Regions from separate parts of the Homo sapiens genome. Here region 2 is linked to region 1. A link is a loop called in an ENCODE intact Hi-C map of the cell type or tissue named here. Cell type or tissue: PC-9. All regions are shown on one strand.

The links. Hi-C counts contacts between places; a loop is a spot of excess contacts. Peaks named below come from ENCODE experiments on the same cell type or tissue, not always from the same donor. Only the 100,000 strongest peaks of a DNase experiment are listed, where the experiment ranks them.
Region 2: it touches region 1 in a loop (14-fold over the local background); 8 of 110 quality-filtered maps call a loop at or near these places.

What each region holds. Positions count from the first base shown.
Region 1 is chr15:58,255,894-58,263,893 of GRCh38, reverse strand. No RefSeq gene overlaps it. Among named protein-coding and RNA genes, the nearest start is that of AQP9, 120 kb to the right of the region's middle. In PC-9, no CTCF peak of the experiment used is centred here; DNase peaks (open chromatin) are centred at 2,693, 3,113 and 3,513; H3K4me3 peaks cover 884 bases; H3K27ac peaks cover 3,660 bases.
Region 2 is chr15:58,342,434-58,350,433 of GRCh38, reverse strand. No RefSeq gene overlaps it. Among named protein-coding and RNA genes, the nearest start is that of LIPC, 86 kb to the left of the region's middle. RefSeq lists enhancers at 3,469-3,968, 3,969-4,470. In PC-9, no CTCF peak of the experiment used is centred here; DNase peaks (open chromatin) are centred at 1,733 and 3,853; H3K27ac peaks cover 1,983 bases.

The sequences.
Region 1 (8,000 bases):
TACAAAAATAAAAATGAAATTACATTGGAGAACTGTAGGGCCAATTGATTTCTGCAGTTAGTGTATCATGGAAAGTTTTCAGTACTTACATAACTTATTTCATTATTTTTAATGGACACATGGTGTTCCTTTGTCTGGTTGTACTGAGGTGCATTTACTGAGGGCCATTTGGGATGTTTTGGTTTTGGCATCATAGATGATGCTGAAATAAACTTTTCTTATGTACATCTCTGTGTATTTATGTAAGGTCAAAAACTGCTTTATCTCTTGGAACAGAAGTGAATGCATTTGCAGGGGAAAGGATAGAGCGGAGGGAGGCTGGTGCCCTTCTCAGCAGTCAGAAGGCAGTAGATGCTTGGGGCTACTTTAGATACTTGGCCCTAGGAGAATATATCTCCTGAGTCTCAAAACTCTCAATGCCGTGCATACCATGACAGATTCCCTTCACTCCACCCTGTCCTGAACCTTTTGGATTGCAGTACACCAGTCTCCAGAAGGTTAACTTGGAAAGGTTAGGGAAGTGTAGGTTTTTGTTTGTTTGTTTGTTTTATCCCTAGATTGCTTATAAAGTGTAGTATTTTTCAAATTGCAGAGCTGTGACCCATTCATGGATTATGAAATAAAATTAGAGGGTTACAAACAAGCAATTAAAAAATAGGGGACAGAGCGAGACTCTGTCTCAAACAAAACAAAACAAAACAAAAAAGAATAGTACAGAAAATAAGAGTGCATGACATGAAGTAAGTGTAAGTACTGTTTACTCAAAATTTTATTTCAGGTGTGTGTGTATACGTGTATCTGTGTGTGTGTCTTAAGTCAGTTTCCCTAGAAGCAGAGCTCAACAAAACAGATCTGGGTGTGTGTGATCTGGAAAAGTGAGGGGGACCAGCTGGGGCAGGAGAAGGAGCTGAACGAGAGTGTGTGCTCCCAGCGTGATTTCTGGGGCTCTGATGCTTGAGTTGTTCCACAGACCTGGTGCTGCCTTAGGGAAGGGGCCAGACTGTGAACTCCCAGGTCCACCATCAGCTGTGGGCTGTGGGCTGATCTGAAGAGGAGGGGTGCGTAACCTGGAAAGTCAGCTCCTATTCTGCAAGGACAGTTCTCCAGAGGATGAGGCCTCTGTGATCTTCACCCACTGGGGATGGGTGCCCCAGCCTGAATGAGGTTGCCAGTGGTGTCCATTACTGGACGTGACAGACAATGTATTCCTTCTTAGTGTGGGTCATGGCAAAAAAATATTGGAGAAACAGTGGATCTGAAGAACTTAGTCTATCAACCTGTGGTAAAGAAAATGAGGCCTTATCACCATCTTTTCCTGATTTCATTAGACAAAGTCAAGTTCCATATATAATTGGAATTTTGTCCCCATCAGAGAAAAAGAGTCACCATAATTCCTGAATGAATCCCGAGTGGGAAAGAAATGCAGAAGAGGTTCTTAATAAGTTAAGCTTAAGCCTTAAGGCCCAGGAGATATCTCAGGAGGCTTAGCGCCTCTCCTGGCTTGGAGCAAACCACCCTGGAGGTGAGGTAGGTGGGATCTTAGGGGACCTTGAACCCCACAAGAAGCATGACACGTGTTCAGGGAGCATGAATTTTACTCAGCTAAATATTTTAAAACTTGGTGGTTTTTTTTACGACCATGAATATAAGATGCAACAGAATGTGAAATTCACATGAACTTTTTAAGATGAAGAATAAAATTACAAAGAGATTTCAGATTATAGGTTGCCATTTTGGACTATTCTCCTAGGCTTTCAGAGGTTCTTATTCATTTGCTTCTGCAGTTAGGCAGTCAAGGAGAAAATTAAGAAAAGCAGTAGTTAGAGTCATTATTTTTCTCCTTTTAGGAGAGTCCAGTTAACTTGGTAAGCTGGGCTCTGAATCCTCCAGGCTCTGAACAGATGACATTCATCCAATAGACAGTCTTGATAACCAATCCTAAAATATCAGAACCATCTGGTCAGTCAAGAGATGGTTATTAAGCACCAGTGAGGTGCTAGCACTGGGGTTAAAATGATGAAGAAGACAGACCATCCTGCTCTGATGGGCCGTTCTGGTCAGGGGAGACAGGCAAAACCAAATAAATAATGTGGTAGTCGTTAGAACTGCGCACCAAACCTTTGGGCTTTCTGGGTTGAGTTAACTCATGCCATCTTTGCTGGCATGAGTTAGGAGGACACATCACTGAGGCCCTCCGGGATGGACCCTTGACCAGTTCTGGCCAATGAGTGGTGAGTGGAAGTGTGGTGCCCTTCTGGGCTGAGCAGTTTGTGCAATGCTCTCTAAAGCTTTCTTTTCCCTCTGGCACCACGACCAGGGCAGTGCTCCATACAGTCGCTGCCCATCAGCCTGGTCCCTGAGCCGAGCCTCCTAGCCAGCCCACAAAGCACGTGTGGTGTGAAAAAGCTAGAAACTTTTACTGTTTAAGCTCCTGAGATTTGAGGGTTGTTTATGATTGCACTTTAATGTACACCACCTTGCCTGATATAAACCAACAAATAAAAATAAGTTCTGATAACTGCTATGAATAAAATGAACAGGTTGCTAATAGCACATGACAGAGGGTGGCCTACAGGGTCAGGAAATGCTTCTGTGAAGACATGAAATGTAAGTTGGGACCTAATCCATCCAGGTCATGGGCATTTCCATCATTGTTGTGCTCTATTACTGAGAGGAGTGAAGTAGCCCTTGAGTCATAGAACCAGGACAGGCAGGAAATAGGAGACATAAACTTGCTCAAGGGTACGCAGCTAATTGCTGGCAAAGCTGGTGCTCTAACAGCAGCATCTGGGCTTGGGTCCAGGCCCTTGTCTCTTGGGCTGCCCCAAAGGCAAGTGAGGTGTCTAGGGTGCAACACTGAAAGAGACACGCTGTCTGTGCCTACCCTGCTTTTGCATGACCTGAGAGTTGGTGCCTCACTATATGTTGCACCCTGGAGACTCATTCTTAAACAGGCACTCATCCTCAGGGTCACACAAGGGTGAGGAGGATACTGAAAGGGTGCCTCCTTAAATATTGTACCCTAAGCATCCTGCTGGCATCACCCCAGTCCCAGCTCTGTCCACACCATTGTTGTTAGTGACAATAACAAACAGGCACACAACATTCAGGTGACTGTGGCTGTGTCCTTGGCATTCTGGGTGTGTCTGCTGATCTGATCTGAAAATAGCACTACCCTTATTGAGATCCTGTGACAGACACAGCACAGCACTTCAAGACAGCAAAGTGCAGTTTTTGATCTGCCAAAAATTGGCTTTCCAAAGCCATTGGTGGGCAACCAAGTAAGGAGACGAGGGAGTGAGTTTCAGGAGTTTTAGGAAGATGGGGACTGGCCTGTGCCCATCTTTCCCCTTGGCAGGGTAAAAGCCATTCATCTACTCTGAAAAGGGTGCTTTCAGTTGCAGGGAAGGAATTTAATGAAATGCATTCCCAAAAGGTGTCGATGACTAACAGCACCCTCTTTCCTGGAAGCCGGTTTGGTAAACAATAGGAGAGGCCAGCAGATGGTCTTTATGGAGCAGCTCCTGTATGCGGACACTGGGCTGGTGCTTCATAAACGTTGAATCTCATTTATGTCCTCTGGCACGATGAGGTTGGTGGTTAGTTTTATTATCACCACTGTATTAGTCCATTTTCATGCTGCTGATAAAGACATACCTGAGACTAGGAAGAAAAAGAGGTTTAACTGGACTTACAGTTCCACGTAGCTGGGGAGGCCTCAGAATCATGGTGGGAGGCGAAAGGTGCCTCTCTCACGGTGGTGGCAAGAGAAAAATGAAGAGGAAGCAAAAGCGGAAATCCCTGATAAACGCATCAGATCTCGTGAGACTTACTCACTATTACGAGAATAGCATGGGAAAGACCGGCCCCCGTAATTCAATTACCTCCCCCTAGGTCCCTCTCACAACATGTGGGAATTCTGGGAGATACAATTCAAGTTAAGATTTGAATGGGGACACAGCCAAAACATACTACCCACTTTACAGAGGAAGAACCTATCTCTCTGGGTCTAAATAACTCACCATTTAAACAATTGTGTCTAACTCTTACCCACTTGAGGACAGTGGGCACAGAAAGGGTGAAAACACCTGACTGGTGGCCAGAAGTGCTAACCTGGAGGAGAGGAAAGAGAGCAGAAGAGAAACAAAGCCGCTTACATTACAAGGTTGTCAACCCAGGGTGACTTTACCCTGACTGGGGTAAAATTTACCAACTCTACCACCTCCTGGACCATTGTTGGTAGGAATTTTCTGCCAAGCTTGGTGAATAAGTGGGTGTGTTTTCAACAAAAAACCAATGTTTGTATAAATTTTCCGAGGCATGGGAAGTCTCCATTTTGTCACAATCTTATTTCATTCCTTTTTACCAAGGTAGAATTTATAAATCATGGAACTCACCCGTTGTAAATGGATGATTTGTAAATTTATAAATTTACAAATTTATAAATTTATACAGCTGTATATTTGTAAATTTATACAGCTGTACAGCTGTCACCACTGCTTTGCTCCAAAAATTCCCCATGATGCCTCACACTCCCTTTCCTACCTGCCCCTCCCCTACCCCTCCCCACCCCCACTTCAGCCAATTTCTGCTTTCTGTATCTATAATTTTGCAGTTGGTAGACATTTCTTATAATGGAATCACATATGTAGCCTTTTATGTTTGGTTCCCTCACACAGCGTAATGTTTCTGAGTTTCGACTATGTTGTTGCTGAGTTCCATTCTGTGGATACACCACGTGCTATGGTTTGAATGTTTGTTGTCTCCTTTGAAATTCATGTTGAAACTTGATCCCCCACGCAACAGTATTAAGAAATTGAGCCTTCAGGAGGTGATTAAGCCATAAGGGCAGAGCCGTCATGGTTGGGATTAGTACCTTATGAAAGGGCTGGAGGGAACTAGGTAGGGATCTTTTGTTTTTTTGTTCCTTCCGCCATGTGAAGACACAGCATTACTGCCATCCAGAAGTCACAATGACAAGGTGCCAGCTTAGAAGTAGAGATTGAGCCCTCATCAGACACCAAATACCATCATCTTGGTCTTGGACTTCCAGACTCCAGAACTGTGAGAAATAAATTTCTGTTGTTTATACATTACTCAGTGTCAGGTGTTTTGTTATAGAAGCACAAATGGACTAAAACACCACACTTTTAAATCCCTTCACTAGTTGATGGACATTTGGATTACTTCCAGAGTTGAACTATTATGCCTAATGCTGCTGTGAACATTCATGTACAAATCATGTACAAATACAAACATGTTTTTATTTCTCTTGGGTACATACCTAGGAATGGAATTGTGGGTTGTGTGGTGGGTGTATATTTAACTTTGTAAGAAAGTGTCAAACTTTTTCCAAAGACACTGCAACTGTTTCACATTCCCACAGTGCGTATGAACGTTCCAGTTTTTCCACATCCTTGTAAACACTTGGTACCATCGGACTTCTTGGTTATAGACATTTAGTGGATGGTATCTCACTGTGGTTTTAATTTGCACTTCCCTAGAGTCTACTGGTGTTGAACATCTTTTCACATTTTTATTAGCCATTCATACATCTTTGGTAAAATATTTATTCAAATCTTGACTCATTATTAAATTTTAAGATTCTTTTTTGTTTGTTTGTTTCTGAGACGGAGTCTTGCTCTTTCTTCCAGGCTGGAGTGCAGTGACATGATTTTGACTCACTGCAACCTCTGCCTCTCAGGTTCAAGCGATTCTTGTGCCTCAGATTCCCAAGTAGCTAGGATTACAGGTGTGTACTATCATGCCCGGCTAATTTTGTATTTTTGATGTTTCAGCCAGATGCTTCTTGTCAGCGCAGGTCCACTGTGTCTGCTCCTTGACTCAGTGGAAGCAGTTGCCCAGCACTAGCCTTCATACACTTGGAAGCAGCTGAGCCCATATCATCCCCGTTTCTAAATAGCTTTGGCTCCTTTTGCGCCTGGAGGCTGTCTCTGCCCCTTTCAGTGCTTGCACTGCTTCCTGACACTAATGTCCTGTACATGGCAGGTGCCACTTGGTGTTTCAACATTATATCTTTGAAAGCAGGGGACGGCTGGGAACATATCATTGGATGGATTTCCCAGAGGATGCTGGAGGGAAAACTATTGCTGATTTCCATTCCAATTTGTCAAGCAATACAGCTGGAATCGTTAGGCCTTTTGTGTCCCAGGAGTCTCTTGGGGATCAGGCCAGGGCAGAGAGGATCTGTGAGAAAAGGATAGGCAGGAAAACCCAAAAAAATCATACTTGTCACTCACTTATACACACACAGAGTTGAAGCTTTATCCTCTCATTGTACTTTTGGCTCAACTGTAATATCTGTTCTTTTTTGCCAGGTCCTGAAAAGGTTGCATCAGCCCTTTAGCCATTACCTGCCTCTTGATGAAGCGTCAGAGCAGGTGTGCATACACCTGCCAGCACAGAAAAACCTTAACGTAAAGTTGAATACAAAAAGAAAGAGTCAAAGTAAGCTCTATATCCTAATATGAATAACTGGAATAAAAACACAATGTGTTTTACATAACAGCACTGTGTATTTTACAGGTGAATGTACTTGTACTCAGGTCATAGATCAACCACAGAACAGGTGACTTGTGGAAGGTAGGAAATTGGACTGGGGGCTCTGTGTTAGTTTTCTGTGGCTGCTGTAACCAAATTACTACCAACTGGATTGCTTCAAATGACACATTGATTTTTTCACTGTTTTGAAGGCCAGAAGTTTGAAATCTGTTTCACTGGGCAGCAGTCAAGTGTTGGCAGGGCCAGCTCCCTCTGGAGGTCCTAGGATAGAATCCATTCCTTGATTCTTCCAGCTTCTGGAGGCTGCCAGCATTCCTTGTCTTGTGGGCCACATCACTCCAGCCTTCAAGGACAGCATCTTAAAATCTCTTTCTGCTCTGTCTTCACATTGCCTTCTCTATGTGTGTCAGATATCTCTCTGCCTCCAAAATCTCGCTGAACATGTTAAGAATCACCCGGATATAAAATTCTAGGTTGGCAACCATCTTCCCTTAGAATTTTGAAGGCATGACTCTGTGTTCTAGCTATAAGTGTTTCTGTTGAGAAACCCAATGACATTCTGATTTTGAATCTTTTGTATAAACATTCTGCCCCCCACCCTCGGAAGTGTATAAAATCTCTCTATCCTTTTTGCCCTAAGCTTTCAGATGATATGCCTTTCAGATGATATGCCTTTTTTCACCCATTTTGCTGATACTTGATGGGTACACTCGATTCATGCCCTTCCCTTCTAGGAAATTCTCTAGAAATTCCTATTTAATGATGCTCTCTCTCCCTCTTTTTTTATGTTTCTCTCTCTTGGACTTGTAGACTAATTGTTTAGATTTCATATTTTTCTCCTATTTTTTTATCACTTTGTCTTTTTACTTTATTATTTCTTCAGCTTTATTTTCCAATCCTTCTATTGGGTTTATAATTTCTGGTATCATATTTTTAACTTAAATTTTTTTGTTGTTGTTCTTTGACATTCCTTTGATAGAGCATCCTGCTCCTGTTTCACAAATGCAGTACGTTATCTCCCTGAGGCTACTCTGACAACTTTAGTTGTTCAAGTTTTCTTCTCTCTGCATAGTCTCTTTCCTCTAAGTTGTTTTTCAATAATTTTTGGGGGGCCTGTCTCAGAGGGAGAGTTTCCTCAAATGTGTGATGGTTCTTGTCCCACTTTCAGAGTGGGACATTGAAAAGCTCGTCAGATTTAAGTCTCCAGATTAGATGTTTCTGATCCTCTTCCTGGAGAAAATAAACTTCCACTCTGGGTCTGGGAGATGAGGAGAGGAAGAGAGCTGGAATCTGACATTCACAGTGTCAATGTCCATTGAATCCTATGTTTCAGTTCTATCCCCCGTCTTCAGCAATGCCTGGTGTTCTTCCTGTAGAGATTGTAGGTTACACCCTTTATCGGCAAAAACCACTGGTCTTTTGCTGGAGAGCAGCAATCGTCTGGCTGGTCAATGAGGGATATAGAATCTGGGGCTGTA
Region 2 (8,000 bases), 87 kb before region 1:
CAAACTTCTGGAAAGACAGTGGACCTTGGGTGATATTTGTGTGTAAAGAAGCTGATGAAGCTGATGCACTGCGGGCTGAGGTGGAGGGGTAACCCACTTTCTTATTTTTCCCTGGGTGCAAATTCTTTAGAAAACAGCCAAAGTCATAATAAAAGGGGAGTACTGATGAAGATGTGGGAAGACTGACATTTTCGTATTTTGCTTTTGGTGGGGGTTGGATTTCTAATTTCAGAAAGTAATTTGGTAATATCTATTTTAAAAAGAACACATCACCATTTCCAAGCAATTCCATTTTTGTAGATTTTCTTCAGAAAAGAAAGGTCCCTTGTGTAAGGATGTATCTATAAAAATGCTTAATCCAGTAATGTGTGTAGTAGCCAAGACATAAATCAAATAAACCACAACACAGCAGAAAATAATTGGAGTATTCATTAAATCGGAAATAATGGAATAAAATATCAAGTTCACACTACACACTGGGATGTAGCTACTTAAAAAGAGTTTGATCTGTATGCATTGACTTGCAGGAGTTAAATGGAAAAAGTAGGATGTAGAGTCATATGTGTAGATAACCCTGTTTTAAAGAAAATAAAACTATAGACATTTAAGGAACGATAAATATCAACATTTGTTTCAGTTGCCACAAGCGTGAGTTACTTTACTGATTAAAAATTGATAAGAAAAAATTAAGGCTGGGCACAGTGGCTCAACGCCTGTAATCTCGGCACTTTGGGAGGCCCGAGGCGGGTGGATCACCTGAGGTTTGGAGTTCGAGACCAGCCTGACCAACATGGCGAAACCTCACCTCTACTGAAAAAAAAAAATAGCCAGGCATGGTGGTGGGTGCCTGTAATCCCAACTACTTGGGAGGCTGAGGCAGGAGAATCGCTTGAACATGGGAGGCGGAGGTTGCAGTGGGCTATCGCGCCATTGCACTCCAGCCTGGGCAACAGAGCAAGACTCCATCTCAAAAAAAAAAAAAAAAAAAGAAAAAGAAAAATTTAAGTCTGGGCGCAGTGGCTCACTGCTGTAATCCCAGGACTTTGGGAGTCCAGGGTGGGTAGATCATGAGGTCAGGAGATCGAGACCAGCCTGGCCAACATGGTGAAACCCCCTCTCTACTAAAAATACAAAAATTAGCTGGGCGTGGTGGTGCATGCCTGTAATCCCACCTACTGGGGAGGCTTAGGCAGGAGAATCACTTGAACCTGGGAGGTGGAGGTTGCAGTGAGTCAAGATTGTGCCATTGCACTCCCGCCTGGGCGACAGAGTGAGACTCCATCTCAAAAAAAATAAATAAATAAATAAAAGAAAAAGAAAAGAAAAGAAAAATTTTAAAGGAAAAAATGAAAACACCTTGTTCCCTCCATCAAAACAAAGGGATTCATCAACCCAAATTGGGCCCTGGAGTTTCCGGGAAATATGCAGCATTTAGTCATGAGTGAGTGTCCACAGCTGGACACCTGAGCCTGGGGCAGCCAGGGGCTGGAGCCGCTCTTCTGTGGCTTTGGCTTCTCCTCACCTTTGATGAGAAAGTTCTCTTCCCTCCCCATATGTCAGTTCATCAACATTAGAAAGATATTCTAGACTATAGTTATAATATTTACACAGAATCAAATAGAAAAAAATTTGAAAAAAAAATGTCTGGCTTGTATTCCCCTTCAATGATCTCAATTACTTCCTGTTTAGCACCTGCTACTTTATCCTGTATCATATAGCAAATTTCTTCTTGTTTGCAAATGACTCAGCCAATCTCTTCTTGCCTCATCCTGGTGTCCCCCATCTCACTTGTGTTTAGAGTCTCAAAAAGACATAAGGCCTTGGCTTGATTGAAAGAACATATGACACAGAGCTTGATTGCCATGGATTCAATAGGGAATGAATCCCTGTCCCTGCTGAATATTCTCTCCAGCACTATGGAGGTCCCCTGTAGAGGCTGCACCTGTCATTGCTTCAAGAATTCTGGCCTTCTCTTGGCCATGTTCACCACTTTTGAGCACAAGGTTTTGGTGCTTTTTCTCAGGAATACTTTGCATTATCCCTGTTTTCTGCTATCAACCAAGGCCAGAGACAGGGAGCTTCTCAGCGTAGCACAAAGCAGTGGTTGTGGCAGGGAGGGAGGGTCAGGTGCAAAGTGTTTACTGACTCTTCTCTGGTTTCATCTTTCCACTGTAGAAATAGCTTAGGGAGTGGGGGAAGGTGGCAACACAGTAGGTATTGAGTAGGTAGCAGCAGACAATGTGAAATACCAAACAGTGAGAACTTGAGGCACAAAACTGAATCTGGAGAGTGTGGAAGGCCTGGATTGAACCTTGCAATGCAGATGTAGGAATCTTTTTTTTTTTTTTTTTAATACTTTAAGTTTTAGGGTACATGTGCATAACGTGCAGGTTTGTTACATATGCATACATGTGCCATGTTGGTATGCTGCACCCATTAACTTGTCATTTACATTAGGTATATCTCCTAATGCTATCCCTCCCCCCACCCCACCCCACAACAGGCCCCAGTGTGTGATGTTCCTCTTCCTGTGTCCAAGTGTTCTCATTGTTCATTTCCCACCTGTGAGTGAGAACATGTGGTGTTTGGTTTTTTGTCCTTGAGATAGTTTGCTGAGAATGATGGTTTCCAGCTTCATCCATGTCCCTACAAAGGACATAAACTCATCATTTTTTATGGCTGCATAGTATTCCATGGTGTATATGTGTCACATTTTTTTAATCCAGTCTATCATTGTTGGACATTTGGGTTGGTTCCAAGTCTTTCCTATTGTGAATAGTGCCACAATAAACATACATGTGCATGTGTCTTTATAGCAGCATGATTTATAATCCTTTGGGTATATACCCAGTAATGGGATGGCTGGGTCAAATGGTATTTCTAGTTCTAGATCCCTGAGGAATCACCACACTGACTTCCACAATGGTTGAACTAGTTTACAGTCCCACCAACAGTGTAAAAGTGTTCCTATTTCTCCACATCCTCTCCAGCACCTGTTGTTTCCTGACTTTTTAATGATTGCCATTCTAACTGGTGTGAGATGGTATCTCATTGTGGTTTTGATTTGCATTTCTCTGATGGCCAGTGATGATGAGCATTTTTTAATGTGTCTGTTGGCTGCATAAATGTCTTCTTTTGAGAAGTGTCTGTTCATATCCTTCGCCCACTTGTTGATGGGGTTGTTTGTTGTTTCTACCTGACTTTAAACTATACTACAAGGCTACAGTAACCAAAACAGCATAGTACTGGTACCAAAACAGAGATATAGACCAATGGAACAGAACAGAGCCCTCAGAAATAATGCCACACATCTACAACTATCTGATCTTTGACAAACCTGACAAATACAAGAAATGGGGAAAGGATTCCCTATTTAATAAATGGTGCTGGGAAAACTGGCTAGCTATATGTAGAAAGCTGAAACTGGATCCCTTCCTTATACCTTATACAAAAATTAATTCAAGGTGGATTGAAGACTTAAATGTTAGACCTAAAACCATAAAAACCCTAGAAGAAAACCTAGGCAATACCATTCAGGACATAGGCATGGGCAAGGACTTCATGTCTAAAACACCAAAAGCAATGGCAACAAAAGCCAAAATGGACAAATGGGATCTAATTAAATTAAAGAGCTTCTGCACAGCAAAAGAAACTACCATCAGAGTGAACAGGCAACCTACAGAATGGGAGAAAATTTTTGCAATCTACTCATCTGACAAAGGGCTAATATCCAGAATCTACAAAGAGCTCAAACAAATTTACAAGAAACAAACAGATGTAGGAATCTTAAGAATGCAACCCTGGAAAGGTTCCCCATGGGCATGAAGAATCCTGATTACTCAATTGCTTTGGGTGCCATCTCAACATGATACCCACAAGGAGCCCAGCCCTCCTCTGCCTCAGCGTTGAATTCCTAGGAAGCACAGGCAGCCCCAGCCACTCTGCAGGCCCTTGGGGTCCAGCCCACACCATTTGCAGCTCCTCGCTGCCCTTTATTTGCCTGCACACACTGCAGTAAAGGCTCCCTCCTCACACAATGGCCTGTGGGTATCTGCGGTTTGGGACCTCTGTGATGGCTAATTTAAGGCATCAACTTGACTGGGTTAAGTGATACCCAGATAGCTGGTAAAGCATTATTTTGAGGTAAGCCTGTGAGGGTGTTTCCCGAAGAGACTGGCATTTGTGTCAGTGCACTGAGTAAGGGAGATTCAGCCCCACCCAATGTGGGTGGGCACCATCCAATTGGCTGAGGGTCTGGATAGAACAAAAAGCCAGAGGAAAGGCAAATTCTCTCTCTCACTTTTTCTTGGAGCTGGGGTAGGAAATCTTTCAGCTCTCCTGCCCTTGGACATCAGAGCTCCAGGTTCTCTGGCCTTTGGATTCTGGGACTTGCACCAGCGTTCCCTGGGTTCGTAGGCCTTCAACCTCGGATTGAGGGTTACACTGTCTCAGTCCTCCATATTATAGTCAGCCTCCATAATTGCATGAGCTAATTCCCCAATACATTCCCTCTCATCTCTCTCTCTCTCTATCTATACACACACACACACACACACACACACACACATATATATATATATACACACACACATATATATATATAGTTGGTTGTGTTTCTCTGGAGAATCCTGACTGATACAGACCGCTAACTCTCCCTACTCTCCTCTACGTTGTTCAAGTCACTAACTCTTTGCAGAGGGCACAGCTTCCAGGTTTTCCTCCCATAAATCCCACTGCCAAGGGCCAGCGCATCCTCTCCAATGCTCAGCTTTGGCTCTTGAGACCCAGGACTTAATCCGAGGGTTCCAGTCCTTCACAGTGCTTGATGCCCTATTGTTAATGGTGGAAGAGGTCTGAGTTACCCTGAGTTACCAGCGGGGAATCCGTACACACCTGCAGCAACTTCAATTCTTCCTCCTCAAAAGAAAGAATTCAACTGAGGGGCCGAAAGCAGAAAAAGAGACCAAGATGAGTTCCAGGGCAGGAGTGGAAGTTTATTAAAAAGGCTTTAGTACAGGAAAGAAAAGAAAGAACCCTTGGAAGAGATCCAGGTGGGCACTTGAAGGTCAAAGAGAAAAAAAGAAGCTTAAATGCCCCTTTTAGCTGTGATCCTAGGACTTTTATAGGCTCGCCTCTTTCCCATGATTCTTCCCCTAGGGTGGCTTTCTGCATGCGCAGAGCCCTCCTTACCCTTGGGAAGTGAGCACACCCAATGTGTTTAGGAAGTTTTATGCATGCTCATCTGAGGCTTTCTTCCTTTTTCTGGTGGAGTGTAGCCGGAATATTATACTTTGCCATTTTTGTCTCTAATGTGCATGTCCAGGAAGTTTCTTCTCCCTGGGGTCTGTCTTTAATTAAAACTTCAATGTTAAAAGGTATGGACCATCAGAAAATGTCCTCTCCCCAGCTGGCTGCCAATTTGTCACTTTTAGAGAGGTCATGTGATCATTGCCAAACCATCACCTGACATTTCTAGTGCACGGGGGTAGAGCCTGCTCCTGCCCCACTCATGCCTAACTACCTATAACACTACTTGAGTATTTGTCTACATTAAGTCATTTATTTATGGAAGGAAATAATGTATACAGTGGTCCATTTCCAAGATAAAGTGCCCTGAGTCAGCTTAGGTCAGCAAACTACAGAAGAAACAGGATATACTAGGCCCTGCTTGGATAGCCAATGCCTGCTTGTCGGGCCCCACTCCCTTAGGTGCCCTCACCCAGACCAAAGAAGTTTAGTCTAAAATGAAGTTTACTAACTTGCAAAGTAGCTCGCTTTGCCTGTTCTTATCAGCCTGCCCAGCTAACTAGGTCATAATTCAAATACTTGAAAAGCCCCTGAGCTAACTAAGATTGCAATGCATTGTGGGCTGCAACAAAATGCAGCAAGAAAACCCTAAAGAAAACACCTAAAGCCACTTACTCAACAATCAATAGGCAACATCTGGGAAGATTGTGACCCACATAGTACTCAGCCTATGAGGAACTGCGGGAGGGACCTGCATACTAGGGCATAAATTGCTTGTTGTAACTGTGCTGGGTATGTCTGCCCACCAGACACTCGATCTTGCAAGATCATCATTAAAAAGTCTTGCTTCTGCTGTTCTCCAGGTCTCTGAGTCTATTCTTTGGGTTTGGATGGGTGTGTTTGTTTCTTACATTTACTCAAAAGCATTCAGAATATGTCCTATGTGTTTGGTACCAAAGGATATACAGATGACAAAGGATATACAAATGACAAAGACATGTATCCCTGCCCTTGAATTGCTTACAGCCTAGTAGGAAACAATAAAAAAAGAGTGATTAGGATATCTTCCTAACTTCAGGGCTAGCATGTCCCCTACTTCATCCTTGTGGGAGCTTCGAGACTTTTGGTAAGCCAAGCTCTTTGACCGTGGCCATTCCAGATTACCTGGTGCTTATTTTCAGTTCTAGCTCCAGGAAGCCTTCATGCTTCCAGCAAATAGAATTAAAACATTCCAGCCTAACCCCATTCTCCTGTTCAGTTTTTTTGTTCTCAGCAACAAGCCTTCTTTCTCATGTTCTTCCCTTCTTTTCCAGAGACAATCTACTTTGCAATTTTCTCAGGAAATTTGGAGAGAGGAGCCAGGGACCTCCAATTTCTTTCTTTGAAGAATCTTCCCCAGGAGATGGTTCAGAATAGGTGTGTACATGAAAGAGAATCCTCCCTAATCTTCCCTTCCACCTACCCCATATCACAACCGACATTGGATTCCTCAAACTGGGCAAGCTACATGCTTTCAGAGACCTGGACACATTACACGGAAGAGGGATTCCCCTCATTTTGGCCATCATGAACCCATTAGAGGAAATTGAAAGCTGAATTACACTACAGCCACTTAGGAAAGAATAATGAGAAGGAATAATGAAAGTTCTTTTAATAAGGTGACAGCAAAGTGTCTCCAGCCTTTTTTTTCTTAACATTTTTTATGTTTTACTTTTGCCTCACTTTGCATTTCAATATTCTGAATTTACATAAATAAAAAACCCCTAGCTTTGCTTTTGCATGTGCTGGGAGCTTTGCTGACTGTAGGCTTGGAATCTTTTCATTTATGAAAAGCATTCATTGAAGTTCCACTCTAATGATTCTTGGAAAGCTCAGGGGTTAACAGCCAGGAGGAAAAAAACCAGATAAAACAAAGTTAGGTTCACAGGAAGGACTCAAGATTGGAAGACAGTGCTGGAATTCTGAGCTTGTGTGGACATCAAATCATCATCCCATTCCAATCCATTATTTGTTTATTCATGCACTCATTTATTCAACAAGCATTTAAAACACCTCTGATGGGCCATTTATAGCAGGTAAATCTCTCCTTTGCCCAGAGATAGGAAATTATTTAAGGAAAATCCTGCAAATTTAATTTTCCTTATATTAAAAATTGTGAAAAATATGCAGAGGCTGATTGATGTTTATATGGTGTACATAGTGTTTACTGTGTGCCAAGCGCTGTTCTAAATGCTTTACCCATATTATTTTATCAGCCCTTTATGCACATTCTATTCTTATTCCCATTTTACAGATGAGACAAACGAAGCATTAACAAGGCCACAGAGCTAGAATGGTAGAGCTGGGATTTGAAGGTGCTCAATTTGGCTCCAGGGTTCATTCTTTTAAACATTCAGCACACTCCCTCTGTAAAGTCGCTGAAGAGTCTGCCTTAAGAACAGTGCTTCTGGGGGCTCCATCAGGCACAGCAGCTTCAGGAGTCTGAGGGAAGTGCTGGGGCTATGATTCAGGATCCTGGGGAGCTCTGCATGGGTCACAGCGCCGAAGGAAGTTCTAAGGGCTGTCGTCCCTGATTTGTGATTGCTTCTAAAATGCCAGAGTTTGACTATGGTATCATCATGGGCTAATTCCTCGGTAAAACACACTGTCTCTCTGTGTGTGTGTGTGTGTGTGTGTGTGTAAGAAGCATAGGGAAAGGAGATCATTGGGCTGAAAAAAAACATGTAGTCCAATATTTCCTAAACTTTAATGCG